Linked DNA regions of Homo sapiens: region 1 is linked to region 2. Evidence: read pairs that join two places in POLR2A ChIA-PET (ENCODE). Cell type or tissue: HepG2. All regions are shown on one strand. Links, peaks and the distances in the headings refer to the core of each region. The heading gives the core; the rest is flanking DNA. Region 1 overlaps GFOD1 (Gfo/Idh/MocA-like oxidoreductase domain containing 1). Region 2 holds the start of LOC105374938 (a long non-coding RNA gene).

Evidence for each region. ChIA-PET counts read pairs that join two places held together with the same protein. Peaks named below come from ENCODE experiments on the same cell type or tissue, not always from the same donor. Only the 100,000 strongest peaks of a DNase experiment are listed, where the experiment ranks them.
Region 1: POLR2A ChIA-PET joins it to region 2 with 10 read pairs; 3 of 35 experiments call an interaction of 5 or more read pairs at or near these places.

What each region holds. Positions count from the first base shown.
Region 1 is chr6:13,398,977-13,415,462 of GRCh38, forward strand. The region is part of intron 1 of GFOD1 (Gfo/Idh/MocA-like oxidoreductase domain containing 1); the gene reads right to left. Among named protein-coding and RNA genes, the nearest start is that of TBC1D7-LOC100130357, 79 kb to the left of the region's middle. RefSeq lists silencers at 1,774-1,823, 6,977-7,177. In HepG2, for the core only: no CTCF peak of the experiment used is centred there; DNase peaks (open chromatin) are centred at 7,395, 8,035, 8,955 and 12,089; H3K4me3 peaks cover 1,014 bases.
Region 2 is chr6:13,596,329-13,612,814 of GRCh38, forward strand. SIRT5 (sirtuin 5) reads left to right here. Exons shown (of 10, transcript NM_012241.5): 7 at 635-688; 8 at 2,704-2,827; 9 at 4,506-4,621; 10 at 15,462-16,486. The coding sequence ends at 15,537. LOC105374938 (a long non-coding RNA gene) reads right to left here and starts at 12,266. Exons shown (of 2, transcript XR_007059460.1): 1 at 10,103-12,266; 2 at 2,702-3,313. LOC124901263 (a long non-coding RNA gene) reads right to left here. Exons shown (of 2, transcript XR_007059461.1): 1 at 15,081-16,486; 2 at 12,938-14,485. In HepG2, for the core only: a CTCF peak has its summit at 9,472; DNase peaks (open chromatin) are centred at 8,023, 8,793 and 9,463; H3K4me3 peaks cover 324 bases.

The DNA.
Region 1 (16,486 bases), core at 5,546-13,545, 200 kb before region 2:
GCTAGACAAGCACTTTACTACTTTGGAAAACAGATTTTGTTGTTTTGTTTTGTTCTGAGACAGGGTCTCACTATGTTACCCAGGCTGGAGTGCAGTGGCGCAATCAAAGCTCACTTCAGCCTTAACCTCGCGGACTCAGGTGATTCTCTCACCTCAGCTTCCAGGAGCATACCACCAAGCCTGGATTAATTTTGGTGGTGGGGGAGGGAGGGGTGGCATGTAGGGACAGTTTTTCCATGTTTCCCAGACTGGTCTCGAACTCCTGGACTCAAGTGATTGGCCCGCCTCGGCCTCCCAAAGTTCTGGAATTACAGGTGCAAGCCACGGCACCCAGCAAGACAGATTTTTAATAAAGTAAAACAAAGGCTTACTCTAAAGCCCAGCAATTCCACTCCTAGAAATTTACCAAAGAGAAATGAAAACATATATCTACACAAAAGAACCAAATGTGAATGTTTGTTGCAGTTGTATTTATAATTGCCAAAAACTGGCAATGACTCAACATCCAACAGCAGCTGAATAGATAAATAAATTGTGATACCTTCATAAAATAGAATACTACTCAGCAGTAAAGATAAATGAACTACTGAGACATGCAACAATATGAAGAAATCTCAAAACCGGTATGCGGAGTGAAAAGAAGCCAGAGGCAAAAGGATGCAGACATTCTATTTATCTGCAATTGTAAAACAGGCAAAGTGAGCTATCAGGGCAGAAAGCACAGCAGTGGTTACTGGGGCTGGGACAGGGGCTGAGGCTGGGAGGGTAGAGAATGCACCAAAAAGTCAACTAAGGCAACTATCCGGAATGATTGGAAATTTCCATATCTTGAAATTGCAGTGGCATTGCACAGGTATATACATTTACCAAAACTCACAAAGCTATACATTTAAAATAGGTACATTTTATTGCATGTAAATTACCTCAACAAAAGTAGCAGGGAGAAGGAGAAGGGTGATCTGATGTCTCTGAGGGGTGCTCCCTTTTGGGGAAGCCAATACATCATTTCTTTCTCCTAAGATCCTCCACGTGGTCACACAGTTACTGAGAAGCTGTTTTAATCTATACAACTGTGGGGATTCTGATTTTTTTTTTTTAAGAGGCCTCTGGCCTCCTGATATATTGAAGAGAAAATAAAGACTTCCTGGATGGCAAAAGCTCTAAAATAGACATAGTGCAGGCCAATACACTAAGACATGCAGGACCGGGCAGGGATTCAGCCAGCACACAATGGCAGTCACATTGGGGGTGGGATAAATGTTAAAATATCTATTTATCAGTTAGTAAATAGCCACTGCCCTGAAATGCCTGAATATCTCTCTATTATCCAGGAATCCTCCCCATCTCTCCAAAGCTCAGCAACTTGAAGAGTTGGTGGTTACCACTGCGGAAGCCACCAAGATCCCACTCCAGCTCCTAGGCACCTCTGTGCTGATGGGTTAGTGCCTGGCCATACTCCATAAAAACATATTTCAGATGTCCCATTCCTCCTGTTATGAGGCTCACTTTCTTAGCAGGGATCAGGAAAATGCTGATACAAGACCAGGTAGAACCTCCGTTTCGAGTTTATCCTTTTTGAACAATTTAATTTAGGAGTAATTCGAAGCAGATAGTGATCAAAAGAGCACACATTTCGTCAGAATGAAGTGCTGCTGATGGAAAAATACATAAAAGTGGGAGAATCTTTTTCCACTTTTAAGCTCTGCTTGGACCCTAGTCAGACTCATGTCTTACATGCAGATGAACATTTCAAAGCAAGAGGGAAGAGTCTTGGGAGACCAGAGACAACACCATATCTGGTGACTAGAGAGTAAAGATGGTGAGGGAACACAGGAGGCCCTGAATGACAAACTGTTCTGTGGGACAAGGGAGACTGGTTCTTCACCTATTAAAGAAAGAGGCACGAGAGTCCTCTCCACCATTCTTTATCACTATTAGTCATTGACTCTCAAGTACAGGGGGTGGGGACAGGAAACAATGATGTTCTGTCAATATCCTCAGCAAGGATTACTTCCCCTCAACAGGTGCCTGGAGAGCCAACAACAGCATCACATACTTGTGAAGACCATAAGTCTATGTTTCAAATTCCTTTCTATAAAGTGAGGTGCGAGAGAGCCGAGACCCATTTAAGGAGGATGTCTGACTATAGATGTTAGCCTGTGTGAGGTGACAGACTTATTGCACTGGAATAATATGAATTTAAACCCTTAAAGCACAAAAAGGAAAAAAGAGGGACTCTTAGAAAACGGAGGAGACTTGAAAGGTCTAATTGCCAGGCATAAGGCGTGGGCCTGTTTGGATCCCTATTCCAAAAGGCCAACCATGAGACGACATTTTATAGATAATCCAGGATATCTGAATCTGAGCCGTGTAGCAGATGAGAGCAGGGAATCCTTGTTCATTGTCATGGGTCCAGTAGTGGAAGGGAAGGGAAAGGGAAAAAGGGAAAGGGAAGGAACCAGTCCTTATTAGTTAGAGATGCTAGCTATGGTATTTACAAATGGAATGTCATACAAGTATTTATGGATAATGGGGCACTATTTAATTTAAAATGTTGCAGAAAAATGAACAATCTGAATATGAATTAAGAAAACAAGTCCATTTACAACAGTATCAAACAGAATACTTAGAAATACATTTAAGAAGTACAAAATATGTACTATGAAAATTAAAAAATCTATTTGAAAAAAATCAAAGAAGATCTTAATCACTGGAATGACATCCTGCGTCCATGGATCAGAAAACCTAATATTGATAAGACAGTAATATTATCCAAATTGATCTACAGAGTCAAAACAATTGCTATCAAAATTCCAGTTGCTTTCTATGTAGAAATTCACAAGCTGGTCCTACAATTCACATGAAAATGCTAGGATCCCAGAATAGCAAATGTTATCTTGAAAGAATATCCTCTTTAAAAGTAGTAGGAAAACTACTTTAGCACTTCATGATTTCAAAACTTACCTCAAAGCTACAGTAATCATGATGGTGTACTACTGGCATAAGGATGAACAAATAGATCAATGAGAAGAATTAATTAAGAGTTCAGAAATAAATTTTATCTTACGATCAACAGAGTTTCAACAAAAGTGCCAAAAAATTCAATGGGAAAAGAATCGTCTTTTTAACAAGTGGTGCTAGAACAACTGGCTATCCACATGCACAAAAATGAAGTTGGAGGCCTATCTCATGTCACATGCAAAAATTTACTCAATATGGATCAAAGCCTAAATGTAAAAGCTAAAACTATAAAACTCTCCAAAGGAAACACAGGAGTAAAACTTTGACATCTCGGGTTTAGGCAAAGCCTTCTCTAGATATAATACCAAAAGACAAGTGACTATATATAACATATATAACTTGAACTTCATCGAAACAAAAAACTGTACTTTAAAGGACATCATCAAGATATAAAACCACCGACTGAATGGTAGAATATATTTGCCAGTCACAGATGTGAGAAGAAAAAGGGTATCTATAACATGTAAATAACTTAACAATTCAGTAAGAAGAAGACAACTCAAATAAAAAATGAGAAAGGATCTAAATGGACATTTCTCCAAAGAGGGCATATAAATGGCCAATAAACACATGAAAAGATGCTCAACATCATCAGTCTTTAGGGAAATGCAAATCTAAACCACAATAAGATGCTACTTTATGCCCATTAGGATGACTATAATAAAAAAGACAGAAAATAACAAGTGTTGGCATGGTTGTAGAATAATTGGAACCCTCAAACATTGCTCGTAAGAATGTACAATGGTGTAGCCACTTTGAAAAGCATCCTGGCAACTCCTCAAAAAGTTAATCATAGAGTGACCATATGACCCAGCAATTCCAATCCTAGGTATATAGCCAAAAGAAATGAAGAAAGGTACTCAAACAAATACTTGTACATAAATATTCATAGTAGCACTGTTCACCATAGCCAAAAGGTGGAAACAATCCAAATGTCCATCAACCGATGAATGAATAAACAAAAGGTGGTACAGTCATGCATCATTTTCTCATGGGAATATGTTCTGAGAAATGCATCATTAGGCGATTTTGCTGTGCAAACATTATACAGTGTACTTACACAAACCTAAATGGTAGGGTTTTTTTGTTTTGTTGTGTGTGTGTGTGTGTGGTTTTTTTTTTTTTTTTGGTATTTTTTGTTTTTTTGAGACGGAGTCTCGCTCTGTCGCCCAGGCTGGAGTACAGTGGTGCGAACTCAGCTCACTGCAACCTCTACCTCCTGGGTTCAAGTGATTCTCCCGCCTCAGCCTCCTGAGTAGCTGGGATTACAGGCATGCACCACCATGCCCGGCTAATTTTTGTATTTTTAGTAGAGACGGGGTTTTGCCATGTTGGCCAGGCTGGTCTCAAACTCCTGACCTCAGGTGATCCGCCTGCCTCGGCCTCCCAAAGTGCTAGGATTACAGGCGTGAGCCACCGTGCCCAGCCTGATGATAGGTTTTTATGTGCTTACCATACACCTAGGCTATATGGTACAACCTATTGCTCCTAGGCTACAAAGCTGTATAGCATGTTATTGCACTAAATACTGTAGGCAATTGTAACACAGGGGTAAGTACTTGTGTATCTGTAAAAATGTACAGTAAAAATTATAATACTATGAGACCACCATTATATATGTGGTCCATCATTAACTGAAACATTGTTATTTGTTACAAGACTGTATAGCCATATGATGAAATATATTCAGCCATAAAAGGAATGAAGTGCTGATATATGCTGCAACATGGATGAACCTTGAAAATATTATGACATGTGAAAGAAGTCTCAGAAGAGACCACTTATTTTATGGTTTCATTTATATAAAATCTCCAGAAAAGGCAAATCTATAGAAACAGAAAAAATAGTGGTTGCCTAAGGTTGCAGTGGAAGGATGTTGGAAGAGTGATTACTAATGGATATATGGTTTATTTCTGGGGTGATGAAATGTTCTAAAATTGATTATGGAGATGGTTGTACAACTCTGTGAATACATGGCATTTTTGGCAGGAAAAAAGTGGGAAGTTATAGATGAAATATGAATAGCAAAATGTTTGAATGTTTATATATTTTTAAAAGTTAAAAAGTAAACAACGATAGTTTGAAATCAGCCTAATTTTAAATGAAACTTGGAATACATTTCTGTGATGTCTAAAATATTGACTATCATTTTAATGCACATAGAAAATTACTGGAAAAGACTGTGCAAAATATTCTGAGATGGGGAACCATTTAAGGGATCCCAAGGGTCCAAGTCTGATCCAGGCTCAGCCTTTTCTTGCACCAGGAAGTCACAAAGCCATGGACTCATCAAGTAGTCATTTAGTCCAGCCCCTTCTTAGAACTGAGGGAAACTGCAGCCAGCCAGGAAGACCGAGGAACTTGCCTAAGCTTCCTGCCTTTCATGAACTTCTTTTAAGGATCAAATGAGACAATGTGTATGATGAAGTTTTATAAATCCTTTGGATTAGAACTGTAGTATGTGAAACACGTGAGCCTGAACCTCAGTTCTGCTGCTTTTTTGCTACAGCCAAGGGGGTGGCTTAATTTCCTTCAGCCTCAATAAAAATGAAGATACCACCAGCCTCAAAAGGGTGTTACAAGAACTAAATGAGGCAACACTATCCCAGCATCTCCCAGAACAGGAACTCGGTATGAGCTAACTGTTAGCCACGTTCTTAGCAAAAGAACATGTGAACTACACAGTGGAGGCTGCATGCACACTTGGGTGCAAAATTTAAAGTAATGTCATTTCAAGATGTAAAGAGGAAATTCTCATTTACAAAACCTGGTTGGAGTTGTCTGCATGAGTAATTTTCATGGGATCGGCCATGTAAAATAGTTTGTTTTTAAAGGTTCCAAGAATAACATGCTAGAGTCCTCTGTGCCAAATTCCACCTTTGGGTCAAATTTCACCATTGCTTTATGAGGCACCCAATGTTTAAAAATTTTTTAATTTAAATGTCTCTATGTAGGGCACCTCTCTCCCCAGTGCACCACAAGCCCCACCATTCTCTGTTGTCTATCCTCAACCCCATCTCACCTTACATCAGTACCTGGTCCCTGAAGGTGATTAAGTTTCTAGACTCTATCTCAAATGCTAGGAAATCTCTTTGTTGGCTATCCAACTTTCCTCTTATAAAGGTTTGCAGAGCCTCTTCTTTTCTTTTGAAGTCTTCTCAAGCTTTAGAAGGTTTTTAAAAGTTCATTTAAATATTTTCAATAACTTAAAAAAAGTGCTACAGTATTTTAAAAGATAACATAGACCAGTACTTTCCCAATAGGAGAAAAATACAAGCTGCAAATGCAAGCCACTTGCATAGTTCTACATTTTCTAATAGCTACGTTAATTAAGGGGAAAAAACAGGTGGAATTAATTTTAATAATATATTTTCCTTAACACAATATATCCAAAATTTTATTAACATGTAATCAGTATAAACATTTCTCTTTCAAACGAAGTATTTGAAACCCAGTGTATGTTTTATATTTACAGCACATCTTAATTTGGACTGGCTCAAGTGCTGATAGCTAGCAAGTGGCTAGTGACTCTGAATGGGACAGCACAGATTGAGATGACCAGTTATAAATCATCCAATATGAGGCCTTGAAAGAAGATGTGAGGTTACATAGGAAAAGAACCTCTACATTAGAAAATATGTAAGTGGCAGATTCCAGGGTTTTGGTGGTCTTGCTGGTGACCGTGGCTATAGTAAAGTTTGAGATGGAATGAAACTTAGATCATATTATTCCAGCATACAGGAGGAGGGGAGGACATTCACAGCTTCTATTTTTGCTGCTGTTTCTCCTTCTGTCTTTCCCACTATATGTGTATTGTGGGTGGGATAGGGCAGAGTTGAAGATAAAGTGAACAAAGAAGCATAAAAGACGGGATTGAGACATTGCCACTCCTGAGAGATACTCGCAAGCCCCAGCCTCAACTCATCAGTGGCTTGAAGGGTTCCAGGGCCAGGAGGAGCCTGGGGACATTGGCAAGGATCTTCCTTTCACTCTTGGCCTCCCCACCCCAACTTCTGAGGCAGCATCCTCTATCTCTAAAGAACAGGCCTCCCGCCTCTGCTATTCAGGGAATATTATGTTCTCCCAACTGTTATATTTTGGGTCCTTTTGGCAGGAGGTGGAGATGGGCAGGGGTGGAAAGAACCCACAAATGTTCTCGGAACAAGGAACCAGTAAAGTACAGACATCTGGCCCCAGGATTTTGCTGGCTCCAGGGACGTCACTATAAACCCACTAACACTAATTGCTTTCACGTCTGCTCCCATTTCTAGTGGAAATAAAATGCCTCTCTGGCTAATGGAAAATGAAACGCCGTTTGCTGTTTGTTTACCACATTACATAAGAGCTTTCTGTAGCACCCCTCCTCCCCTGGCCCCTGCCCTGAAACCCTCTGAAGGACAGCTTGTGCAAAGCCTGCAAGCGCTCTACAAATACAAGGTAACACGGCTTCAGAAAGGGCGCCTGTATTCACGTTAGGACTGTACAACTCCTTAATCCTAAACAGACGGGAGGGGAGGGCAGAAAGAAGAGAGCGAGAGCACAATCGAGAGTGAGAAGAGAAGAATTCTATTTGCTTTAAATTCATGCTTCCAGGAATATTTTCCATCTCCTTACTTGATGCTAAGTGCAAAGATCTAGAGTAGCTCATCAAACCTCAACTTCTAAATTCAATTTCCCTGACAAAGAAGGGGAAATAAAGGTCCAGCTGAAACTGGGGTTTAAGAAAGTGGACTCTCATCCATTGGGCCTTTAAAGTGTCTGACAGTAGGTGATTGGGAGGCCTTCTTTGACAGTCCTGTTCTGGTTGGCTGCCTGTGTTTATCCCCATGTTGGCATTTTGTACACAGTGTGATAGCAAATATAAAGACCTCTGGCTGTCCTTCCTCTGCCCTTGTCAGTTCTCTCCTTCTCCAGCAGCAGAACCACTCATTTCAGCTGGACCCATGGTTGCCAAGAATAAAAAACTCCATTTCCCAGTCTCCCTTGCCATTAAGTGTGGCCATGTGACTAAGTTCTGGCCAATGGGATGTGAATGGAAGAGCTGTGTAAACTTTCCATGGTGCACCCTCCATTTCCCTTTTCCTGTGTGACAAGCATAAGGCTATATTGGGCCATGAAGGCAAAGACAATACTCTAGGGATGGTGGCGCCAAGACAGAGGATCCTGGATCCCAAACACTATAGAGCTGCCAGACTGCTTACAGAGCGACTGCTATGGGAGGAAGAACTTTTTATTTTGGATCTGGGTTACTGCAGCTGAAATTGTATGCTTGGGATCTATTTGCTGAAGAGAAGAAAGGAGGATACCCTTAAAATAGATGACCCCACCATTTGGCTTTCACATTGAAAAGTCAGCCTCAGCTCTTCCTACTTTTCTTATTGATGAAGAATCTTACACCCCTACCAGCTCCCGGGCCTCAAAGACTACATCTTCCTCCTTGCCTTTCTTTGTCCCCATTTTCTTCTGTATGCTGCCTACTCCCAGGCTGGCACAGAGCAGCACTCCTTGACCAGAATGGCCCAGACAGTTGGAATAAAGGATGACATTAAAATAGAGCCCTTTGTTATGTCTCTAGGGAGTGTCTTCAAAACACCCTGTTACAATGGCCGAGAAAATTGCCTGAGATGGCCAAGTTCAAAGGGCTTATCTTTGAATCAAAAGCGGGAATGGGGTTTTGTGCAAATGTCATCTTCTGCCCAGTTCTGAGTTTCTATGTAGCAAACTTGGAGTAAAGTTAAGATCAAATGGGGCTCAGAGGATCAGCTATTACAATAGGCCTCAGTCAGATGGCTTTTCTTGAGCCACTGGATTTCATCAGAAGAGAATTGCAAACACAAACCCTTTGTTTAATGTAGACGGTGATGAAATAAATAGGGTGACTCCATCTCAACCACCCTCCTCCCTGTACTCACCCAACCAACTGACTCTCGGAGATTGCCCAACCAAAGAGCAGAAGTTCACAGAATATCTCTTCTTGGGTCAGCACCCAAAGGTGGGAGCACTTGGCTTTGCTCCCAGAAAACTATAATCTGGTGAAGGCATGTGAGAAATGTGCCCTTCCCTACTGCATACTGCAGAAGAACGTGGCTGAGAGCCCGGCCACGGTAGCATCTATCCTCCACATAGAGTCTTTATGAAGTGACACCTTCTCTCTCCAGCTCAGGCAATAGCCTCTGCCTGATCAGAACACAATTGAATGTGGCCTTGGGCCAGACTATGGCAGGCAAAGGTTAATTTCCTTTCCTTCTTAGAGCAGGACCTAGTTCCAATTGCCTCGCTTTGCCTAACTCAATTTTCCGCACAATATAGCAAGCTCCTTATCTTGGGCAGTGAGGTAGAAGCTTCCCCTTGTTCCTCCTTATGGTTTCCAGTGGAACTTTGAGGAGGGGCACATTTTGCTTAAAAAACAGCATTAATTGTGAAGCGAGAATAGCTTTTCTACTGATGGCTGCTTTTCTAGCAAAAATGTCTGCCTGCAAGGACCTCCCCATGTGACCTGGCAGGGAGAAAAGATAATGAGGAGCTCAGGTGAACAACTCAGGACCTGAGGAAAGTAGGCCAGTGAGTCAAAATAAAATCCAGCCAGGAGCAAACAGAAGAGTTAATGAACAGGAGATCACCTGATGCCCGGGCCCCTCTACCTTTAGCGATTTCATGTCCGAAGGTACTCTGTGCTCACCCGGGTAACACAGCTTTGTTAAGAGAATAGTCAGGCTGATAGATTTGTTCACTTCTATAGTCGCTTATCTTGGAATTACTCCATTGTTTTTAGAAAAATGACAGTTCATTTTCTAAAAATTAACACAGGCCAGTGTGGTGGCTCACGCCTGTAATCCCAGCACTTTGGGAGGTGGAGGTGGGTGGATCACTTTGAGGTCAGGAGTTTGATACCAGCCTGGCTAACATGGTGAAACCCCCTCTCTACTAAAAATACAAAATTAGCCAGGTATGGTGGCATGTGCCTGTAATCCCAAGTACTTGCAAGGCTGAGGCAGGACAATTGCTTGAACCAGGGAGGTGGAGGTTGCAGTGAGCTGAGATTGTGCCATTGCCCTCCAGCCTGGGTGACAGAGTGAGACTCCATCAGAAAGGAAAGAAAGAAAGAAAGAAAGAAAGAAAGAAAGAAAGAAAGAAAGAAAGAAAGAAAGAAAGAGAGGAAAGAAAGAAAGGAAAGAGAGAGAGAGAGAGAAAGAAAGAAAGAAAGAGAAAGAAGGAAAGAGAGAGAGAGGAAGGAAGGAAGGAGAGAAAGAGAGAAAGAGAGAGAGAGAGGGAAAGATAGAGAGACAGAGAGGAAGGAAGGAAGAAAGGAAGGAAGGAAGAAAGGAAGGAAGGAGAGAAAGAGAGAGAGAGAAAGAGAGAAAGAGACAGAGGAAGGAAGGAAGGAAGGAAGGAAGGAAAAAAACAATGAAATAAAAGAGACAAATCCTAAGAAGAAAATGAAATGCCTCCAAACCCACCATCCGTCAAGTAACCATCATGAGATTAGGGGACTGCAATTTTAGTTACGTCTTTATGCACAGAGAGATAGTAGGAAGGATAGATTTACAAGCAGAAATAATTTAAAGGGAGTATAACACATAGTTTATTTAATAAAGAGGATTCCACTATTTGAACTTAACAGATAAGAAAGAAACTGAATTGCAGCCGGGCACGGTGGCTCACGCCTGTAATCCCAACACTTTGGAAGCCCGAGATGGGCAGATCACGAGGTTGGGAGATTGAGACCATCCTAGCTAACACAGTGAAACCCCGTCTCTACTAAAAATACAAAAAAATTAGCCAGGCATGGTGGCACACACCTGTAGTCCCAGCTACTCCAGGAGGCTGAGGCAGGAGAATGGTGTAAACCCGGGAGGCAGAGGTTGCAGTGAGCCAAGATCGTGCCACTGCACTCTAGCCTGGGCGACAGAGCGGGGCTCCATTTCAAAAAAAAAAAAAAAAAAGAAAGAAAGAAACTGAATTGAAATAGGATCTGCTACTGAATTTCTAAAATGATACGGATTTTTAGTTTTTTTTTTTTTTTTTTTTAGATTGGCAGGGTAAACCTCTAAGGCCAACTGAGGTAAACATCATCAGAAAAGCAGGTAACATAGGGAAATAAAGCCCCAGATGATGCACAAATGTTTTGTTTGGCACTCTGGGAAGATGCCTTAACTTCAGATAAATATAGCAAGCTACTCTGGAATTTGTGTTCTGGGAGCCCTGGCTCTGGCAATGCAGCTGGCTTGCTCCTGTGTTTGGATGGGTTATCTCATCTTTATAGGAAGGAGGCTCTACCTAATGCTTGGTAAATCCTGACAACAACAATGAAAGTTGGAAAGAAGGTTTGGGAGGCCAAGATGGGTGGATCAGCTGAGGTCAGGTGTTTGAGACCAGACTAACCAACATAACGAAACCCCATCTCTACTAAAAATACAAAATTAGCTGGGGGTGGTGGTGCATGCCTGTAATCGCAGCTACTCGGGAGGTTGAGGCAAAAGAATTGCTTGAACCCAGGAGGCAGAGGTTGCAGTGAGCTTAGATAGCATCATTGCACTCCAGCCTGGGCAACAAGAGCAAAACTCTGTCAAAGAAAGAAAGGAGAGAGAGAGAGAGAGAGAGAGAGAGAGAGAGAGAGGAAGGAAGAAAGGAAGAAAGAAAGAAAGGAGGAAAGGAAGAGAGGAAGAAAGGTGGAAAGAAGGGGCATTAATTACCCAATATGCTGGCAGAAAAAAGTAGAGAACAATTTGCAAGCTCAGAGTCAGTGTCATGGGATCCCAGGACAGACCAATATAGGTCTGACCAATTTGGATGGAAGGAGAAAAAGTGAGGAGAAAGAGGAAGAAGGAGGGTAGAGGAGAGAGACCTGACTCCCTACACTAACGCTGAGAATCAACACCTTACCCCTCACCCTCTGCCTCAGCACAGAAGGGCCCCATAATTACTCACACAGCAATACAGAGTTTAATTTCACGGATGCAGAAGGAAAGCTTTCAAAGTAACAAGGAAGCCTCACATAATTGTATGGTAAACCTGAGCTTTCACCAGGAGGAGCCCAGCTCCTGCAAACAGCCAGCATGTATGCAGACCTTTGAGTATGCTGTCATTGCGTTATAGGACAAATGAGACTGTCAGCAGGAATGGTGAAAAACAGAAGGAAGACTCCAGGCAAAGGGACACCTTGAAACACAGAGGAGAACAGAGAAGCCAGCTGTGAAGACAGAGGGCTCCAAACCCTGACTGAATCCAACCCGTGGCTCCAGGGCCTGCCTCCTTCATTACCAAGTGAGGATCCACAAAGACATCGGCTGTCTATTTTCTTTTCTTTTTTTTGAGACAGAGTCTCACTCTGTCAGCCAGGCTGGAGTGCAGTGGCGCGATACCGGCTCACAGCAACCTTTACCTCCTGTGTTCAAGTGATTCTCCTGCCTCAGCCTCCCGAGTAGCTGGGATTACAGGTGCATGCCACCATGCCTGGCTAATTTTTGTATTTTTAGTAGAGTCGGGGTTTCACCATGTTAGCCAGGCTGGTCTCGATCTCCTGACCTCAAGTGATCCACCTGCCTCAGCCTCCCAAAATGCTGGAATTACAGGCTTGAGCCACCGCGCCTGGCCCTCAGCTGCCCATTTTCATCCAGCTGTACCCTGCAGCCCGGTTTCCTCAGACGCAGTAACACTGTGTCACCAGAAAGGCCTCCTTCCTGTACAGTGGCTGCACTGATGAAGGCCTGCCATCCAGTCTGTGATAGGAGCCAGTCAGAGGCGGGAAGGAGCACCTTAACTTTTCCTTCTCTTCAAGGAATTAGGATGATCCCTTTCTACAACCCGCTCATTGACAGCATTTCCAGTGAGAAGCCCAAGGAAAGCCTTTACTTCAGAGACCAGAGCAGGAAGCCCAGAGCACGAGCTTTGGAATGGGACAGCCTGGTTCAACTTCTTGCTCTGCCTCTTTTTAGCTGTTGCGGTCAAATTACTCAGCGTCTTTGTGCCTCTGTTTCCTTAACTGAAACATGAGGGAAATAAGAAGAGCTACTTTAGAGCTATTGCAGGGATTAAAGGAAATAATCCACAGCAAGTGCTAAGAGCAATTCCAGCCTTAGCAAGAGCTCCAATATTAGCTATGAGGGTTAGACTGCCACTTAGTACATTATAAGTGTTATGAGCTGAAGTGTGTCCCTCTAAAATTCATATATTGAAGCTCAAACCCCCAGTACCTCAGAATGTGACTATATTTGGAGACACGTTCTTTATGGAGGTAATTAGGTTAAGAGGAGGTCATTGGAGTGGGCCTTAATCCACTAGGACTGGTGTCCTTAGGAGAAGAGGAGATGACGCAGACACAACAGAGGGAAGACCCTGTGAGGACACAGAGAAGACACCACCTACAAGGCAACGAGAAAGGCCTTAGGAGAAACCAACCCTGCTGGCACCTTGATCTTGAACTTCCAGCCTCCAAAACTATGAGAAGATAAATTTCCTTGTTTAGGCCACCCAGCGTAAACAGCCTTAGCAAACGAATACAAAGGTTGACTGGTATTTTTAGCAGAACTGATATTCAACCAGTGTGGAAGCAGAGCCAACATCACTTCTGGTTGGCAGTATCAGTTATGAAATATTTCAAATGTCTTTAACATCCACTCCCTTCCCCCCGTTGTTACTGTTACTCCAGGGGTGTCGACCCTGGGATGGGAGAACCAGCGTGGGCTGCAGAAATCAGTGGCAACAGGCCTGCCTTCTGCTCCCTCCTCTTGCCTTCCCTTCTGGGCTAACACAACTCAGCATGCCCTGTGCTCTGAGCACTTCCCCCGCCCTCCTTTGAAGCACAAAGGTTGTAATGACCAAGTGTAGTGACGGGGTGGAGAGGGCTCCTCTGAGCAAAGCTATTATCAAATGCTCATCTGAGAAGGCCTTGGGGATCCTGTCTGCCTCAGAGTGTGTGTGTTGCTATGACGATAAGCATGATCCTGTTTGCCCAGCATCTTCAGTCTTTCAAGTGGTCTCAGTGGCAGGTACTGTATACATGAGAGGCCCAAAGAAATCTGAACTGGGAATGAAGTTTTGCCCAGGCACATGGCCCACCCTCTTGGCTCTGCCACTGAGTCAGCCTTTGCCAACATGTTCCGCTGGAGTGCCTGCACCCTAGACTGAGGGGCCACTCGTACCTGAGGTTTTGCCCTCTTTTTTCAGTTACCAGCCACACAATTTGTCACTGCATCTGCCCACAGGGCCTTGACCCTTCCACACTCTCCTGGGAGACAGGAAGAAGGAACGGAGGTGACCTGCCAGTCTTAAAAATCTACCTGGGGACTGGCACTATGGGGAGCAGGCCACCCACTTGTGAAGGGTTGTTCAGCCTGTCATTGGCCTCCAGTTTTCTCTCCTGCCACCAAGGCACATCAGCACAGCTGGAGTCAGCATGCACAATGACAAGTAATGAGCACACATGCCTCATCAAAAGGATAATCAAAAGAAGAGGTCCGATCCAAGAAAAACCAACGTGATCCTCTCTAATGAATGGTCCCCACAGTGGCATTCAGCTCTAGAAGGGCAGGGAACTTCCAGCTGGCTGTAGTTTAGCTCTGTACTCTCCTTACCCAAGGTAAGCCAAGAGTGAGGCAGGCTGAAAAGAATGTATGAGCATTCCCTGGCCAAGATGGGAAAAAAAGCACCACTCTGAAGCAAGAATTGACCCTGCCCTCCAAGGCTGCCCCAGCTACCACCCCCTGGACCATGGGACAGCCTGTGCTGCCTTGTCCAAACAAGCATGTGTGCAAAGCAGCCCACAGCAAAGCCAAACAAACAGCTTGGCAGATAAGACCCCAAGGCTCTACCAAGCAAACGAGGTTCAATCTCAAAGCTTAGTTTGGTTCCGTCCCTTGCACAGGTTAATGGGACCAAGAGTCACCTTAGGAATTATGCAGCACAGAGATGCCTGATATAAAGAGGCCAATATAGAATGCATAATAGGGCCAAGCCCCTAAGACTCTCCCAGAAATCAGTTTCTAGATTCTACAGATGATGCTTTCCATCTGCTTTACAGTTGCCAAAGCAAATCACGTTTATTCTAAAAACAGATAAGGGCTTGCTCACACCAATCAAAAGCAGGTTTTTATCTACTATTAGTAGGCTGCCTCTTCAGCAGAGACTATCGTGTTCCCCAGCCAGGCTAACTGGCATTAAACCACTTATAAGTACCCACTAACAAGCTAGGTACCCTGGGGAAACTGGACACAAACAAAGCATGGGCCCTGTTCCTTAGCATCTTGCAATGTGGATGGCGAGAAAAGATGCACATATTTGGAGATGACTTGAGATGGCAGTGCAGTCACACTGGCAGGAGAGCCAGGCTTGTGACGCAGGTCTGTGAGTGCCGGAAGCACTGGGCAGAGTCGGCCAGCGCCCTGCAAATCCAACCAACAGAACAAAACTAGCCAGCAGAGGCTTAAGAGGCTGAGAAGCTGAGCTGTTTGTCTTAGGTTGGTAGCCCAGGGTGAATACAGCTATCTCTGGCCAGGCATGTAGCACAGCACAGAGTTGATGAGATCTAGTCCAAGAGCTACTCTGCTTGGGTTCAATTCCTGGCATGGCCACCTAGGTCCCTCATGTGATCTCTCTGTGCCTCCATAGCCCCATCTGTAAAATGGAGACCAATAAACAGCATGCATATCATAGGCATGTTGGGAAAAATGTCAGCACAGTGGCTGGCATGTAGGAAATGCTTGATAAATGTTGGCTATTATCCTGAATCTAAACTTCTAAAGGGGTTCCCTTTTGTTTATGGCAGGAATCAGAATATCCACTCTGAGTCCAAAGACAGATTATGTAGCTCAAAGTAATTTTCATGTTAAATTAGATTTTCTTGGGTGGTAGTGGGGGAGGGCTTAGAATCCTATGAACATGGCATAAGTCAAAAGAGACTGTGACTCAAAGTAAAGGCCATTGTAATCCCAACAAATGCAAGGGCTAGAAACAGAATGAGGCCTGCTTTTCCTGCCAGGGAACAGCAACTGTAGTATCCGAGCAGGGAAGGGAATTAGGCACCAATGAGAAAGCACATCAGCCATGATATCCCAGAACAGCTAGCAGCAGGGCACAAGCCCAACTCCCTGCTGGCAGGACCCCCTCTTCATCCTTCACTGCTATATCCAGATTCCTCCCCAGCACTCGTGCCCTGTCTGGGGAGGACACTTAAAATATTCCTCACAGACTAGACACCAACACCTAACTTTTCTCAGGTCCTCCTAAAGCCAATCCCCTCCCGTCTTCCACTCTTTCCAGAACTTGAGCACATGGGACAGTTCTAGAATGTGCTTGCCTGTGGGAAGCACAGTCTTTCTTTGCCTTCCAGTTGGCCTGCCCTTCTGCCCCCTTCCTTTCAACATCAATGTCCCTTCTGAGGGAGGGCACTGCCATTATGGGAGCGAAGAAGGGGTCGTTGAGTCACCCCCACCTCCTCCACCCACCTTGCCTTGGCCTCTCCGGCTCA
Region 2 (16,486 bases), core at 5,118-13,117:
AACAGTATAAATTGTATAAGGACTATATAATGTCATTGCAGAGGATACAAATGATGATGATGATGATGTATAAAGGTAAACATGAAGTTCCCCCTTGGCACACCCAGCCACTCCAGCCCTCCCCACACATGCATTCCCTCACTGGCAGTACAACCACTGGTGATTTTTTTTTTTCTGAGACAGGTTCTTGCTCTGTTTCCCAGGCTGGAGTACAGTGGCACAATCACACCTTACTGCAGCCTCCAACTCCTGGGCTCGAGCAATCCTCCTGCCTCAGCCTCCCAAGTAGCTAGGACTATAGGCACACATCACCACACTCAGCTAATTTTTGTATTTCTGGTAGAAATGCAGTCTTACTGTATTGCCGAGGGTTGTCTTGAACTTCTGGCCTCAAGCAGTCCTCCCACTTTGGCCTCACCAAATGCTGGGATTACAGGCATGAGCCACTGTGCCCAGCACCACTGGTAATTAATGGCTTGGGGTCCTTCCTTCTAATGCCCTTCCAAGTGAGCATGTATTAATTAGGAGTTTTATACCACATACTGCCAGGCAAATATACAAACTGAGTTATGTTGTTTCTTTATTTTTTATTATGCCAATAACAATCTTTCTTTTCTAATATTATTTACTTCAGTGCTCCAGAACCTGGAACTCAAGATGCCAGCATCCCAGTTGAGAAACTTCCCCGGTAGGTAGAAAACTCTGATTTGTACTGGTGTTCCAGGTTACCAAAACAAAAAAAAAAACAGACATCAAAACCTAAACATGTATTTGGCAAGACGCCTCTTAAATCAAATGCACAAATGTAAAAACCAGGCTTGATCTCTGAGACCAAAAGTGAAAGGACAAAGGATGAACCAAATTAGGATGAAAAGAATGATTTTTTTCCAACCTCTTTTTGCTTTGTGTTGTGGTAGGATCATTTGAGGTCGGGAAAGTTTCTGAAGCTGTCGTGCGACAGGTGGTTACCCAGTGTACAGAAAGCATAGGGGCTGACCTGTAACTGGTCAAATAACATCACTGGCATTATTAATCCAGGGTTAGGGAGGCAATGAAAGGACCTGAATAGGAGAGGTTACAGGACCAAACAGAATGTTCATAGATTAAAAAAAAAAAAAAAAAAAAGGAAGATTTTTATGCCAATTTTTCAAAACCAGGCATTAAAACAGCACTTCTATAACCTGTAATTGGATTAGAAGTTTTTTTGTTGTGTTTATTTTATTTTATTTTTTTTTGAGATGGAATCTCACTCTGTCACCCAGGCTGGAGTGCAATGGTACGATCTTGGCTCACTGCAACCTCCACCTCCTGGGTTGAAGTGATTCTTCTGCCTCAGCCTCCCGAGTAGCTGGGATTATAGGCGCCCGCCACCACGCCTGGCTATTTTTTGTGTTTTTAGCAGGGATGAGGTTTCGCCATGTTGGCCAGGCTGGTCTCGAGCTCTTGACCTCAGATGATCCACCCGCCTCAGCCTCCCAACATGCTGGGATTACAGGCGTGAACCACTGCACCCGGCTGGATTAGAGTGTTTTTAAGGTAAAATAAAACAGCACTTCTAAAAGTGTTTCATAGAACATTAATTTAATGTTACGTTGAGACATTACTTGAAAAAAACATGTTAGGCACTCAAATAAATATGGAAATGTTAGACTAAACAAAGTTAAAATATGTTTGCTTTACTGCAGGACTTTTTAGAGCATTTAATCCACATTGCTGCCTTCTAAAAAGTGGTTGTAATACGTATGTTAATGCTTTACTGGCTTATTTAACCACAGAACCTTTTAAATTTTCCTCATGAGGGTTTTAATTGCTAAATATTAAAAGTTTTCTTCTGAAGGAATAGGTAGACCTGGAGGATTCCTGTGATGCAGGAGATTACTATGATGAAAATGGTGTTTGGGGGATGGTTTTAGGAGGTGTATAGAAGGTAACCCTGAGGTAGGAGGGAGTGAAAGAAGAGAGATTTTTAGTAATGGACACAGGAAAGCTGGCTACATACTGGGCCAGAGAGACATGAACCTGAGAGAACATGAAAGGAGGTCATTGATGAAATTAGGGGATGCTTGGGGTGGGAGGCAAATCTGAGTCCAGTATGTCTCCCAGGTCTGGGTGGCTGTGAGCACAAATGTGAGCATAATGAATGAACTGGGAAAGCTTAGCTGAAACAATGTGTCAGCACATCAAGTACATACAGACAAGATAAAAAATAAGGACAGTTCTGCAGGGCGCGGTGGCTCATGCCTGTAATCCCAGCACTTTGGGAGGCCGAGGAGGGCAGATCACCTGAGGTCAGCAGTTTGAGACCAGCCCGGCGAATGTGGTGAAACATGTCTCTACTAAGAATACGAAAATTAGCTGGGTGTGGTCACACATGACTGTAGTCCCAGCTGCTCGGGAGGCTGAGGCAGAATTGCTTGAACCTGGGAGGCAGAGGTTGCAGTGAGCGGAGACCATGGCATTGCACTTCCGCCTGGGCAGCAGAGTGAGACTCCGTCTCAAAAAAAAAAAAAAAAAAAAAGACCATTAAACCTGATGCTTCATAAGCAAGGCAAGTTTATATAGGCTGGGAGGGAGGGTGTAGGGAATAAGAGGCATCAGAGGTGACCCATCTGGATGTACTAGGTTTGGGGCAGCCCCTGGCCTCCCTCCGATCCAGCTGGGCAGACTTGGCTCGGGGTTGGCTTAAGGATCCCATTCTTCCAGGTGTGAAGAGGCAGGCTGCGGGGGCTTGCTGCGACCTCACGTCGTGTGGTTTGGAGAAAACCTGGATCCTGCCATTCTGGAGGAGGTTGACAGAGAGCTCGCCCACTGTGATTTATGTCTAGTGGTGGGTCATGCCCTTCCCTAACCCCAGGACAGGACTGGAGTTTGTTATTTTTTCCTTCCCCCTCTCCTCTTTTCCTTCCTCCCTCCCTTGCTTCTTTCCTTCCCGCCTTCTCTCCTCCCTCCATTTCTTCCTTTCCTTCAAATGTATGTTGAGAGGTCTTTGTGGTATCCTATAGAAAAACTGAGAAACAATGAATAAGAATTTGTATTAAAATAGGAAACCATGCATGTCTTGGGCATCTCAAAGCCTCCTCCCCCAGCCCCACCAAAAACAAAGAAAAGAACATGCTATTGGTTTTTTAAATAATACATGCTTATGATTAAATTTAATTGAGAACATGCAAAAATTATCACATTATAAAGAGGAAATTAGAAATCGCCCATAGTTCTGCTATCCAGAAATAGTTACCGTTAGCAGTTTAGTATGTTTTCTTCTAGACCCAGGAGTGAGCAAACAGCAGCCTTTGGGCCACATTGGGCCTGCTACCTGTTTTTGGAAATAAAGTTTTATTGGAACTCAGCCACACTCATTCTTCCACACACTGTCTATGACTACTTTCAAACTACAAGTGGCAGAGTTGAGTACTTGTGACAGAGATTGAATGGCCTGCAAAGCCTGAAAAATTTACTGTATGGTCATTTTCAGAATAAGTTTGCCCACCTCTGGTCTAAACCTTTTCTTATGCAGATGTACACGTATTAATTAAAATTCAAAACTGAGTTCATGACATATGTTCTGTTTTGAAACTACTTTGTTCACGCAGCAGTTCACTTAGCATGTTCCATATCAATATGTCTAAATCAATATCATCTTTCAATTGACTGTATGGTGTTATATATGGATAAGGAATGATATATTTAGCTAATTCTCTACTGTAAGACATTTGGGCTATTTCAAATTTTGATAGTTTAATCAATGATATCGTGAATATCCTTAGATAGAAATCTTAGCATGCTCTTCAAATGATTTCCTTAGGACACATTTCCTAAAAGTGGGATTCATTGGACAGATTGTATGCGTATTTCAAATTTTTCTTGACACGTCTTTAAAAGCAGAGGCACTTTCTTGTGGTGCGTATTCATTCAGCCAGTATTTAAAGAATGCTTCCCAGTGTTGAGTATAGTGCCACTGTTGATGATGGATTGTTAAATGAGAAAAGCCGGTTTACAAAACAGGTCATGCTCTTCCCATCCCTGTAAAGAATGTTTATAAGCAAATATTTATAAGAGAAAACCTAAGAGGACATACATGAAAATGTTAACAGTGGTTATCTTGCGGTAAGATTATGGATGATATGTATGTTTTTTTCTTCGTATTTTCTACCTTAAACAAAAAGATAGAAAATATGTTTTAAAAAGTTATGGATCATTTGTTTAACTTTAAAAAGCAGAAACAAAACCAGAATTAACCCCAAAACATGTTGATTGAGTCACTTCTATGTCACTCTTTGCATAACTCTCCTTTTCATGTCACATATTCTTCTCGATTCTAGTGATTGATCAAAGGACACCTCTTCACTTTCCCTTGTCCCTTGGACACCCTGTTTTATCCCATCCTGTTTGGCTTTTCTCACACCTGCAACCACAGACCTGCCTGAGTTTGTGTAAGGTTTTCTGAAATAATGTTCCTTCTCCTTGTCGTCTGGCTGTTTGTTCATCTCCGTGTACTTGCCTTGTAGGTGGGCACTTCCTCTGTGGTGTACCCAGCAGCCATGTTTGCCCCCCAGGTGGCTGCCAGGGGCGTGCCAGTGGCTGAATTTAACACGGAGACCACCCCAGCTACGAACAGATTCAGGTACTGGGATACCCTGATGGGAGAGGGAGATGTGGGAGGCAGGTACAGACATGGTCATCTAAACATAGTTGACCTACTCCTCTAATTTTTAAAAAAGACATAGGGTTTGTGTTTTTTTGTTTGATCTGCAGTTGCTTTTATGGAAGAACAAAATCATTCACTGTAGACTAAGGTAGGGTAGCTCTGTCATTGTATGCGAAATTTGCCGTGGGACTTTTGTTTGTTCACATTTTGAACGCTCTTCTTGGATTCCTTAGGCTTTGCTTTCCCTTACATTTTTAAGCTAGACTTAGTGATGACCTGTAGTTGTAGGTTACCCAAATGCTCCGCAAGTAAGCCTGGGAGATGCCCTTGCAGAACCTCATCACCTGCCGTTCTTACTGGGAGGCCACCTGGCAGATACCCCTTTGGTCTAATCGCCAAGGTTATTTGTATCTGTGGCCATATTATGACACTGATCCTGCTTCCCAAGTTTGGGTGGGAAGTGTAGATTGTCATAGTATGCATTTTTAGTCTTATTCCTGGGTCTGTTTTATTTCTTCATCCATGTTCTGTCTTTTTTCTCACCCCAACTTTTTTTTGCTTTTACCTCTAATTCTTGTCCATCTAGTTAATTCCTTTTGAATAAGTTAGAATATAAATAAGTAGTAAATTAATATAAATGAATAAAATAGAAAACTTCATTGAACCATCTTGTCATTACTTTAATCAACAGTTTCCAACCTTGGCTGCATATTTTAAAAATACTGATGCCTGGGTGCCACCTCATGAAATTTCGATGTCATTGCTCTGAGTTGCAGCCCAGACATCATCATTTTGATAAGCTTCCTAGGTGATTCCTGTGTGCAGCCAGGATAGGAACCACTCTTCTAAGTCTTTGCTGGGATTTAAAAAAAAAAAAGAAAAAAGAAAGAAAAGGGGCCACAGACACTTCAGTAGGCCCCTCCTCAAGTGAGTGAACTGGCTCTGAGCCTCTTCTTTTCCATGTGTCTTTTTGATCAGCTACAGCCTGTGTTCTTGATCCATAGTTCTTCATCTGTGTGTGAGTAGTAGGAACTAAGAAGATAGCCTTAAAAAAAAATTGCCTCCTATGCAAAACTTATACTCTGAAAACTACAGAACATTATTGAAAGAAATAAGGAAGGCCTAAATGAATGGAAACATATCCAGTGTTCATGGATTGGACAACTTAATATGATTAAGATGGCAATGCTCCCCAAATTGATCTATGGGCTCAATCAACTCAGTCCCTATCAAAATCACAACTGGCTTTTGACAGCAATTAATTGAAAAGATTAATCTAAAATTCATATGAAAATGCAAGGGACCCAAAATAGCCAAAACAAAATGAAAAATGAAGTTGGAGAACTCATACTTCCCAATTTCAAAACTTACTATGTATTAACTAGGCATGATGGCACATGCCTGTAATCCCAGCTACTTGGGAGGCTGAGGCAGGAGAATCGCTTGAACCTGGGAGGGGGAGGTTGCAGTGAGCCGAGATTGTGCCATTGCACTCCAGCCTGGGCAACAAGAGTAAAACTCCGTCTCAAAAAAAAAAAAAAACTTACTACAAAGTTGCAGTAATCAAGACAGTGTGGCACTGGCATAGGATAGATATATAGAATCAGTGGAGTAGAATTGAGAGTCCAGTAAAAAACAAAACAAAACAGAACAATAAAACAAACCTCACATTCATGGTCAACTGATTTTTGAAAAGAGTGGCAAGACAATTTGATGAAATACAGTCTTTTTCAAGAAATAGTGCTGGATACCCACATGCAAAAGAATAAGCTTGGACCCCTCTGTCACACCATTACAAAAAATAACCCAAAATGGATCATAGACCTAAATGTAAGAGCTAAAAGTATAAAATGTCAAAAGAAAATGTAGGAGTAAATCTTTGTAACCTTGGGTTAAAGCTTTCTTAGATATGACACCAAAAGAGCAAGTAACATAAGAAAAATGGATAAATTGGACTTTATCAAAATTTAAAACTTCTGTATTCCAATGGGTACCATCGATTAAGTAAAAAGACAACCCACAGGCCGGGTGCGGTGGCTCACGCCTGTAATCCCAGCACTTTGGGAGGCCGAGGCAGGTGGATCATGAGGTCAGGAGATCGAGACCATCCTGGTTAACACGGTGAAACCCCGTCTCTACTAAAAATACAAAAAATTAGCCGGGCGTGGTGGTGGGCGTCTGTAGTCCCAGCTACTCGGGAGGCTGAGGCTGGAGAATGGCGTGAACCCGGGAGGTGGAGCTTGCAGTGAGCCGAGATCGCGCCACTGCACTCCAGCCTGGGCGACAGAGCCAGACTCCGTCTCAAAAAAAAAAAAAAAAAAAAGACAACCCATAGAATCGGAGAAAATATTTGTAAGTCTAATATTTGATATTTGATAAGGGATTTGTATCCAGGATATATAAAGAACTCTTACAACTATAAATAATAAAAAGACAATCCAATTAAAAACCAGGTCAAAATATTTGAAAAGACATTTCTCCAAATATATACACATGGCCAATAAGCATATTGAAATGATGTTCAGTAGCAAAACCACAGTGAGATACCACTTCACAGCCACAAGCGTGGCTATAATTTTTAAGATAAAGGAAAATCACAAGTGTTGGTGAGGAAATTGGAACCCTCATACATGGCTGATGAGAATGTACAATGGCGCAGTCATTTTAGAAAACAATGTGGCATTTAAATATAGGGTTACTATATGATCTAGCAATTCTACTCCTTGGTATATAGTCCTAGAAATGAAATCATACATCTACACAAAAATCTGTACACAAATGTTCATAGCAACTTGTTAATGGAAAAAGTAGAAACAACCCAAACGTCCATCGACTGAAGGATGAATAAATAAAATTTGGTATGTTTGTACAATGGACTATATTTTAGCCATAAAAAGAACGAGATATCCATACATGCTACTACATGGATGACCCTTGAAAACGTTATGCTAAGTGAAAGAAGCCAGTCATAAAAGACCATATATGGTATGACTTCATTTATACGAAATATCTAGAATAGGCAGATCAATAGAGAGAAGGTAGATGAGTGGTTGTTTTGGCTGGGAGTAGGGAGGAATTGGGAGTGGGTGCTAATGAGAACAAGTTTCTTTGAGGTTGTTAAAAATGCTCTAAAGTTGATTGTGGTGATGGTTGTATAATTCTGTGAATACACTAAAAGCCACTGAATTATATATTTGAAATAGGTGGATTGTATGTGAATCAAATCTCAATAAAGCTGTTAGATAAAAAGTTAAATGATCTTCTAACTTATCTCCTGAAAAATGCACATTGAGCCTCCGTCTGATTTGTGTTGTGGCACCTATGTGGAGCAGCTGGGCCACTTAGCATGACTAAGCGTAGTAATACCGGAGCTAGGCAGCTCAAGCCTCCTGTCTGTTTGAAAGACCATCAGAAAACTCGAAGAGTGGGACAGGATAAACTTTGTGAAGCAGGACCTGAGCTATGTCCCCAGTTTGGTTCTTCTAATGTGGTTTCTTTTCAGTCATTTGATCTCCATCTCATCTCTAATTATTATAAAGAATTAAAACAAGTCATCATTGTAGAAAAGCAAGAAAATGCAGATAGAGAAAAAGAAGAAAATAAAACTGGAGTATTTCCACAACCCAAGTTTAGAGTTGGCCCCCACCTCCCATGCCATGGACTGAGCAGCAGGGGCCCAGCATCCCTTGGATATGGTGGCTGTGTCTTCATGTGAAAGAAACTGAACTTGGTGGTTTTTCCTGCCAGTTCAGGAGAGATTCTTGGCATGTAATATATATCACTGCTCAAGTCAAGCCTCCTAAAACCACAGACCTGTTTCAGCTGCTACTTCAGCCAAAATTCTTCAGCTTCATATTGTCTTGAAAACCTATGATTGTCTCTAACAAACAGGCTACTTGCTAGTTAGAAATTCTTATCAATTTGGCAAGCTACTTATCAACCAGACTGACCACAAGAACTGTCATCTCATCAATGAAGGAGTAACTGATCAATGAAGCCAGCAATGCTTTTTTCTTGGCATCATCAAAGCTGACATTTAGAAGAGATGCTGGTGATAGTCATCTCATCCTACTCAATTTTTCAAAGGCAGAAACCAACCCTGGAGCAATTGAGAGGACTGTTTAAACACAGAGCTTAACAATGGCAGAATTGTATATCTCGTGCTTAACAGATTTTGGTTGAACTTTACCCTAGGTCAGGGGTCAGCAAACTACTGCCTGTGGGCCAAATTTGCCCACCACCTGTATCTGTAAATAAGGTTTCATTGGAACACAGCTGTGGCCATATGTTTGTATATTGTGTGTGGCTGCTTTTGCATTAGGATGACAGAGGTGAATAGTTGCAACAGAGACTGGCTGGTCTGCAAAGCCTAAAATATGTCCTGTGTGGCCCTTTACAGAAAAAGTTTTCTAACCCCTGCTCTAGGTTACGGAGAAAAAAAAAATGGAATAATGTTCTCTGCTACTTTTAACCTGATTTTCTTTGTTACCTAAATAGGCAGCTAGAATGCTGCCTATATTTTAATAAGGATTTGGATCTCACAAGACACCTTAGGCCTTACACAAGTTGTTCAGATTCTTTGCCCCAGTTCTAATCTAGTGACAAAGGCATAGAATTCTCCTCCCACAGGAATGTATTTCTATTTTCAAGGTGTTAATTAGTTCCAGTTTTGGTTTTGTCGTTTTCCCCATGTCCGATGCTTATATTGGATGATTTCTGATAAACCCTGACTATTCCAATAAACCCTAGGCATTTTTGAATTTAAACCTCAGTGTTTTGACTGTTACTCAACCCCAGGGGGCCTTGGCTTGTAGGATTTGTACATTCGCTGAGGCAAAAATGGGACTGTCGCTGCAGGGAGCTGGTGGCCAGGGCCTTCAAAGCACCTTTGGCCCACTGTGCCCTGCAGCCACTATGTTGTGCCCTGTTGATCTTTAAATTTCTCTAAATGTTGGAATTTAATTAAAGTCCACAAATATTTGTAAGTATCCACTATGTATCAGACACTTTTCTAAGTGCTTAAGATAGGATATATCAGTAAACAAAACAAATATCTACCAAGGAAAGATTATATTCTAGTGGTTGAGGCAGACAGGTAAGCAGTGAACATAAGGTACACATTCTACAGCACGTGAGCAGGTGCTAAGAGACTGCACAAAGTAAAGATGCACAAACCTCATTAAGAAGAGATTGGAGCAAAGACTTGAAGGAGGTGAAGGAGGCAGCCGAAGACATAATCTGGGATAAGAGCTTTTCAGACACTGGGACCACCTGGAGCAGAGGCCCCTCAGTGTGGCTGGAGTGGAGTGAGGAAGTCCCAGGAGAGGCGAGCAGTAAAGTAATGGAGTTGGGGGCTCTGGGGAGGGAAGACACCCAAGCTACCTGCTGTTGGAGTTTAGAAGTCTAAGGAATTGTTAGGTAGAAGAGTTTTATAGATTGTTGTGGTTATATAGTTACCTATCTAGGGTGTGAAGAGGTCACTGCTTTGAAGCGATAGTTGACCGTGTGTGTTAGGGAAGTCCAGCGCTCTCCCTGGCTGTGCTGTCAAGGGCGGGTAGGGAAGCCCTCCTAGTCCATGCAGTCAGGGCTTAGTTGGTCTGTTCATTCAAAAAGCCACTGAAAACAAGACTAATAGAAAAGGACACATACATACTTTAAACATTTTGATATAAAGCATAAATCTACCTTCATTTGCTTTTTGTTTGTTTTTTGTTTTGTTTTGTTTTAAGACAGAGTCTTGCTCTGTTGCCCAGGCTGGAGTGCAGTGGCGCAATCTTGGTTTACTGGAAACTTTGCCTCCCGGGCTCAAGCAGTCCTCCCACCTAAGCCTCCCGAGTAGCTGGGATTACAGGCGTGCACCACCACACCTGGCTAATTTTTGTATTTTTAGTAGAGACGGGATTTCACCATGTTGGTCAGACAGGTCTCAAACTCCTGGCCTCAAGAGATCCACCTGCCTTAGCCTCCCGAAGTGCTGGGATTACAGGCGTGAGCCAACACACTTGGCCTGCTTTTTTTTTTTTTTTTGGAATAGAGCTAAAGGCCTTTTGTTTGAGTAGGGATCTGCTGATTGGAGCTCACCTTTCTTGTCGTATCCATAATCTTCCTCGTGTTCCCCAAATACCCCTGAAGATACGAATGACTCCAGCCCTTATTTTATAAAACAAAACAGACAACCAGGAAAATCAGATCCCAAGGCCCCCACCTAGACTTCCTGAATCAGAATTTCTAGGGGGAAGATGCCTGTTTATCTGTGTAGTTAGCAAATGACCCAGGTAATTCTTACCAAGAAACCTTGGCAAACACTGGATTACAACTTCTGGTTTTTGATATTTGTCTGTTTTTTTTTTTTCTTTTAAAGGAGAGCAAGAACTTAGGAAAAGAAACATGTGAAGCAGTCTTCCCCCATCTTTTACACCTACACCTAATTTAACCAAATTATATTTAGTGACTCAGTATGTCTTTCCCAAGCATTCAACTAGTTTTCCTAGAAATAACTCTCTTAACAGCTCTATTTTTGCAGTTTATTACGTAATTTTAAATGCAGCAGGATGATTACATTAACCAATGCAAGTGGCGTGAGCAGATGTGCAGCTAACACTGTAGTCGTGGTTGTCCTACAACTGGTGGGGGCCAGCAGAGTGCACAGGTGTGCTAGAAAGAGGCTTTCAAACACTGTTCATGTTTGCCTTTCCCATTTTAAAAGTTGACATCTAAGGTTTTTTAAATCAAATATAGTTGGAGATGTGATTCCAAGTGCATTGGAAACACTGCCATTTTATTTATTTATTGATGTTTGAGACAGAGTCTGGCTCTGTTGCCCAGGCTGGACTGCAGTGGCACGATCTCGACTCACTGCAACCTCCGCCTCCCTGGTTCAAGCAATTCTCCTGCCTCAGCCTCCCAAGCAGCTAGGACTACAGGCGTGCGCCACCACACCCAGCTAATTTTTTGTATTTTTTTTTTAGTAGAGACGGGTTTTCACCACATTGCCCAGGCTGGTCTCAAACTACTGACATCAGGCAATCTGCCTAGCTCAAGCTCCTAAAAGTGCTGGGATTACAGGTGTGAGCCACTGTGCCTGGCTGAAACACTGACATTTTAAAATAAAAACTACCATATCATTGTTTAAAATGTATCCAGTCCAATCTGAATGTTATAACTATCTGGTACATACCACCATCCATTTACAAAATAAATATACAAGCCCTTCCTTAACAATTGGAAACTTTGCATTTTTTCTTTTCTCTTTGAACTTGTATTTCCATTCTATCACTACTACAGAATTTATACTAATGTAATATATTTTTATGCATGAAAATCTTTTACTGGCCAGGTACAATGGCTTATGCCTGTAATCCCAGCACTTTGGGAGGCTGAGGCTGGAGGATCACTTGAGGCCAGGAGTTCAGGACCAGCCTGGCCAACATGGCGAAACCCCATCTCTACTAAAAATACAAAAACTAGCCAGGCGTGGTGGTCCACACCTGTAATCCCGGCTACTTGGGAGGCTGAGGTGGGAGAATCCCTTGAGCCTGGGAGGCAGAAGTTGCAGTGAGCCAAGATCGTGCCACTGCACTCCGGCCTGGGTGACACAGTGAGACTCTGTCTTAAAAAAAAAAAAAAAGAGAGAGAGAAAGAAAATCTTTTACTGACTACCTATTATACTTCTACAGCAAAATATCATATGAATTATTTAATTTTTTCAATTTCCTTAAAATGTTAAAAAATGCTTTACTAAAACATCTTCTAGATAGAATTATCACTAATCTGCAGTGCATAATTGTAAAAACAAAAAATACATATAAATGTAGATTAATAATTCCAAACAAGTAAAATTTTATTGGATTTTTTTTTTTTTTCTTTGAGATGGAGTTTTGCTCTTGTTGCTCAGGCTGGAGTGCAGGGTGCAGTCTCAGCTCACTGCAACCTCTGCCTCCCGGATTCAAGCGATTCTTCTGCCTCAGCCTCCTGAGTAGTTGGGATCACAGGTGCCTGCCACCACGACCAGCTAATTTTTGTATTTTTAGTAGAGACAGGGTTTCACCATGTTGGCCAGGCTGGTCTCAAACTCCTGACCTCAAGTGATTTGCCCACCTCGGTCTCCCAAAGTGCTGGAATTACAGGCGTGAGCCACTGCTCCTGGCCTGGAAATATATCCTTAATAGATGAATGGGGCATAAACTTTTAATTGGTCCATGTTTCTATGGCTGAGTGTTACCTATTGTTGGAAGGAGACAGTTCCTCCTGTTCTAACCCAATCCTCCTGTAGTCACCATAAACAAACCGGTATTCTGTCAAGATCAGGTTTATTGATTTAATGCAATGAGGGAGACCGGACCCCCGTAGAACTGAGAAGTGTTTCCCAATAAGGGAAAGGTGGAGTTATTAAAGCAATTGGGGGGAGGGTGAAGTTTAAGTGAAATTTGAATGAAGTAGTTTTTGATAGACTCAAGCAACTAGCAGGGCTGTACAATGTAAAGGGGTCAACATCATGTCTGGCTGGCAAAGTAGGCCAGGGTCCCACTTCCCCAGAAACTATAATACCAAGTTTAGATCAACGTGGAATGTTGTGTCCAGAAATCCCTTATCTGAAGCTCTGCACCTGGGTTGGAAATCCAGGCTGCTTCTCAGTATCAAAGTGACTTAGATCCTCAAGGCTAGAGGAATATTTCATTCTTTACTGCTATAATTTCAAATAGCAATGTTTCCAATAGTTTATAATATTAAGGAACAAAATCCAAAAGCAGTAGTCACTCAAAGAATGGAATTAAGACATTTTGCAGCTTGTCCTAGGGGAAAATATATTGTTTCCTATTAACTTGGCAGCTGGCTTTACCCGTGTCTTTTATTCTGATCCAAAGAATCGCTGGGCAGATTTTGACCTGCCAAGCTAAATTTTACTTTTTCAATGTCAATTGTAATCTTCAGTGTTGTTTTTTATAGATGTAAGTACTGAAAGACCTGGGCCACCTAAACTCTAGGCATGAGGGAATTATTTTTTTTTAAGAGAGGGAGCTCCCTCTGTCACCCAGGCTGGAGTCTGTACAGTGGTATAATCATAACTCACTGCAGCTTCAAACTCCTGGCTCAAGTGATCCTCTCGCCTCAGCTTCCGGAGTTGCTGGGACTACAAGCTCGTGTCACCACGCATGGTTGTTTTTACTGTTACCTTTTTGTAGAGACGGGGTCTTGCCATGTTGCCCAGACTGGTCTTGAACTCCTAGCCTCAAGCGATCCTCCTGCCTCAGCCTCCCAAAGTGCTGGGATTCTAGGCATGAGTCACTATGCCCAGCCATGAAAGAAATTTTGGTATAGCCTTGCCACTCCAATTTTGGACCACCTTCCAAGTTGTATGCCAAAATACACAGAGTAATTTTGTATCATACTTAGCGATCTATTCACTGAAAATCCTTTCCGACCCTCTTTCAACTTTATTGAAAGCAAGAATGAAACCAGCCTACTTACATATGAAGGTGTCAGATCTACACCAGTATTCCAGACGTCCCTCTATTTGGTACTCCATATGTTTCACACTCCCTCTATTTCACACTCGGGGATGAGGTATCATTGTAAAATTTGGGATGGGTGAGGGGTCCAGCTTGCTTTTGTAAGGCGGAAGAAGGCTGAATGTGGAAAGGGGCACTTGAAATCACTTAAGAAAGAGAAGAGGTGGAAATTGAGGATCTGGGAATTCCCTAAACGCTCCCCATGGCTGGCAGTAATTCCTGGATAACCACATACTGGCCTGGAACTTTCTGGAAGTCAGTGCTCAGCACGTGGCAGGGGGCAGACGGACTGGAGATGCCGTGTAGTCTGGGCTGTCCATTAAGTGGCACTCTGTTGATAGAACAAAGCATTTGAGGGATAAGGCAGTCACTATTTGTATTGTATCAAGAATAAATAATATAAATGAGTTGCACTGAGGAAATGCCTTTTCTATTTTTAATTGTGCTCAACTGGTTTTCTTTTAATAATGCATGAGGAAGTCCTGCTTTTGCTTCTTATTCATAGTTTTTTTAAACAAAAGTCCATGATTTTTCTTCTTTTTTCTCCTTCCTCTTTCTCTTTTTTCTAACTACACCTCAGAAGCTAGTCAGAAAGTTCAACAGGTGGTTTGAGAGGCTCGTTGACTTAGCTGAGATCCTAGTGGTCAGATAGTGCATGGGTATTTTTTTCTCTTGTTCTCAGTACTACCTGTGAATGCTGCTGTAATGTTTTATGTGTGTGTGTGTATATATATATATATATATATATATATATACACACACACATACACACACACATATATATACACACACATATATACACAAAAAAGTATGTATTGTGTCTATATATAACATGCCAAACATACGTGTTATATAGATACACATAAAACATATATATGTATATAAAATACATATATAACACACATACATGTATATTTTATACTTACAATTTCAATGAGTTTGGCAGTACAGTCCCAAAATACACTTTACTTGCATAGGTTCTCAGGATTTGAAAAAAACAAACAGAATACACTTTGTAATCATGTCTCTTACACTTTGAAATAAAATTCTTCTTTATGGCACATAAATTCTAGACATTTGCTTCTCAAAATTCCCCCAGTCACAGAGCCCAGCCCATAGTGAAGTGTTATAACTAGAGTTGTTAGAAGCTAGTTGAAAGAAGTGGGCATGGAAATTCATAATACCATCTTTATGAGAATTTGGGTTTTACTTCGGCTATTACTTCAGAAATAAGTGCTTGCTGAAGTAGGGCATTCATTTTGCTAACCTGTAGTTCAAAACTGCTGTATTTGCTTCTTCTCTTTCAGGTTTCATTTCCAGGGACCCTGTGGAACGACTCTTCCTGAAGCCCTTGCCTGTCATGAAAATGAAACTGTTTCTTAAGTGTCCTGGGGAAGAAAGAAATTACAGTATATCTAAGAACTAGGCCACACGCAGAGGAGAAATGGTCTTATGGGTGGTGAGCTGAGTACTGAACAATCTAAAAATAGCCTCTGATTCCCTCGCTGGAATCCAACCTGTTGATAAGTGATGGGGGTTTAGAAGTAGCAAAGAGCACCCACATTCAAAAGTCACAGAACTGGAAAGTTAATTCATATTATTTGGTTTGAACTGAAACGTGAGGTATCTTTGATGTGTATGGTTGGTTATTGGGAGGGAAAAATTTTGTAAATTAGATTGTCTAAAAAAAATAGTTATTCTGATTATATTTTTGTTATCTGGGCAAAGTAGAAGTCAAGGGGTAAAAACCCTACTATTCTGATTTTTGCACAAGTTTTAGTGGAAAATAAAATCACACTCTACAGTAGGTAATTTATTGTATAAAGACATTACCCCACGATATGGCTTTATTAGGGACTTTTTTTTTTTTTTTTTGAGACAGAGTTTCACTCTTGTTGCCCAGGCTGGAGTGCAGTGGTGCGATCTCAGCTCACAGCAACCTCCGCCTCCCGGGTTCAAGAGATTCTCCTGCCTCAGCCTCATGAGTAGCTGGGATTACAGGTATGTACCACCACACCCAGCTAATTTTGTATTTTTAGTAGAGACGGGGTTTCTCCATGTTGGTCAGGCTGGTCTTAAACTCTCGACCTCAGGTGATCTGCCCGCCTCGGCCTCCCAAAGTGCTGAGATTACGGGCATGAGCCACCGCACCCGGCTTACTGGGGGCTTTTTAACCTTGTTTGGCTACATTACCTCAGTGAACAAGGGGAAGCTCACAACAGGAACTCACACAAAGAAGGAAGAGAACAGTACCAACAAGGTAGAACATCACGATGAGAAGAAAGAATGATGCAAATATGTGGACCCCCAGGATAAACACAGCTGCCCAAAA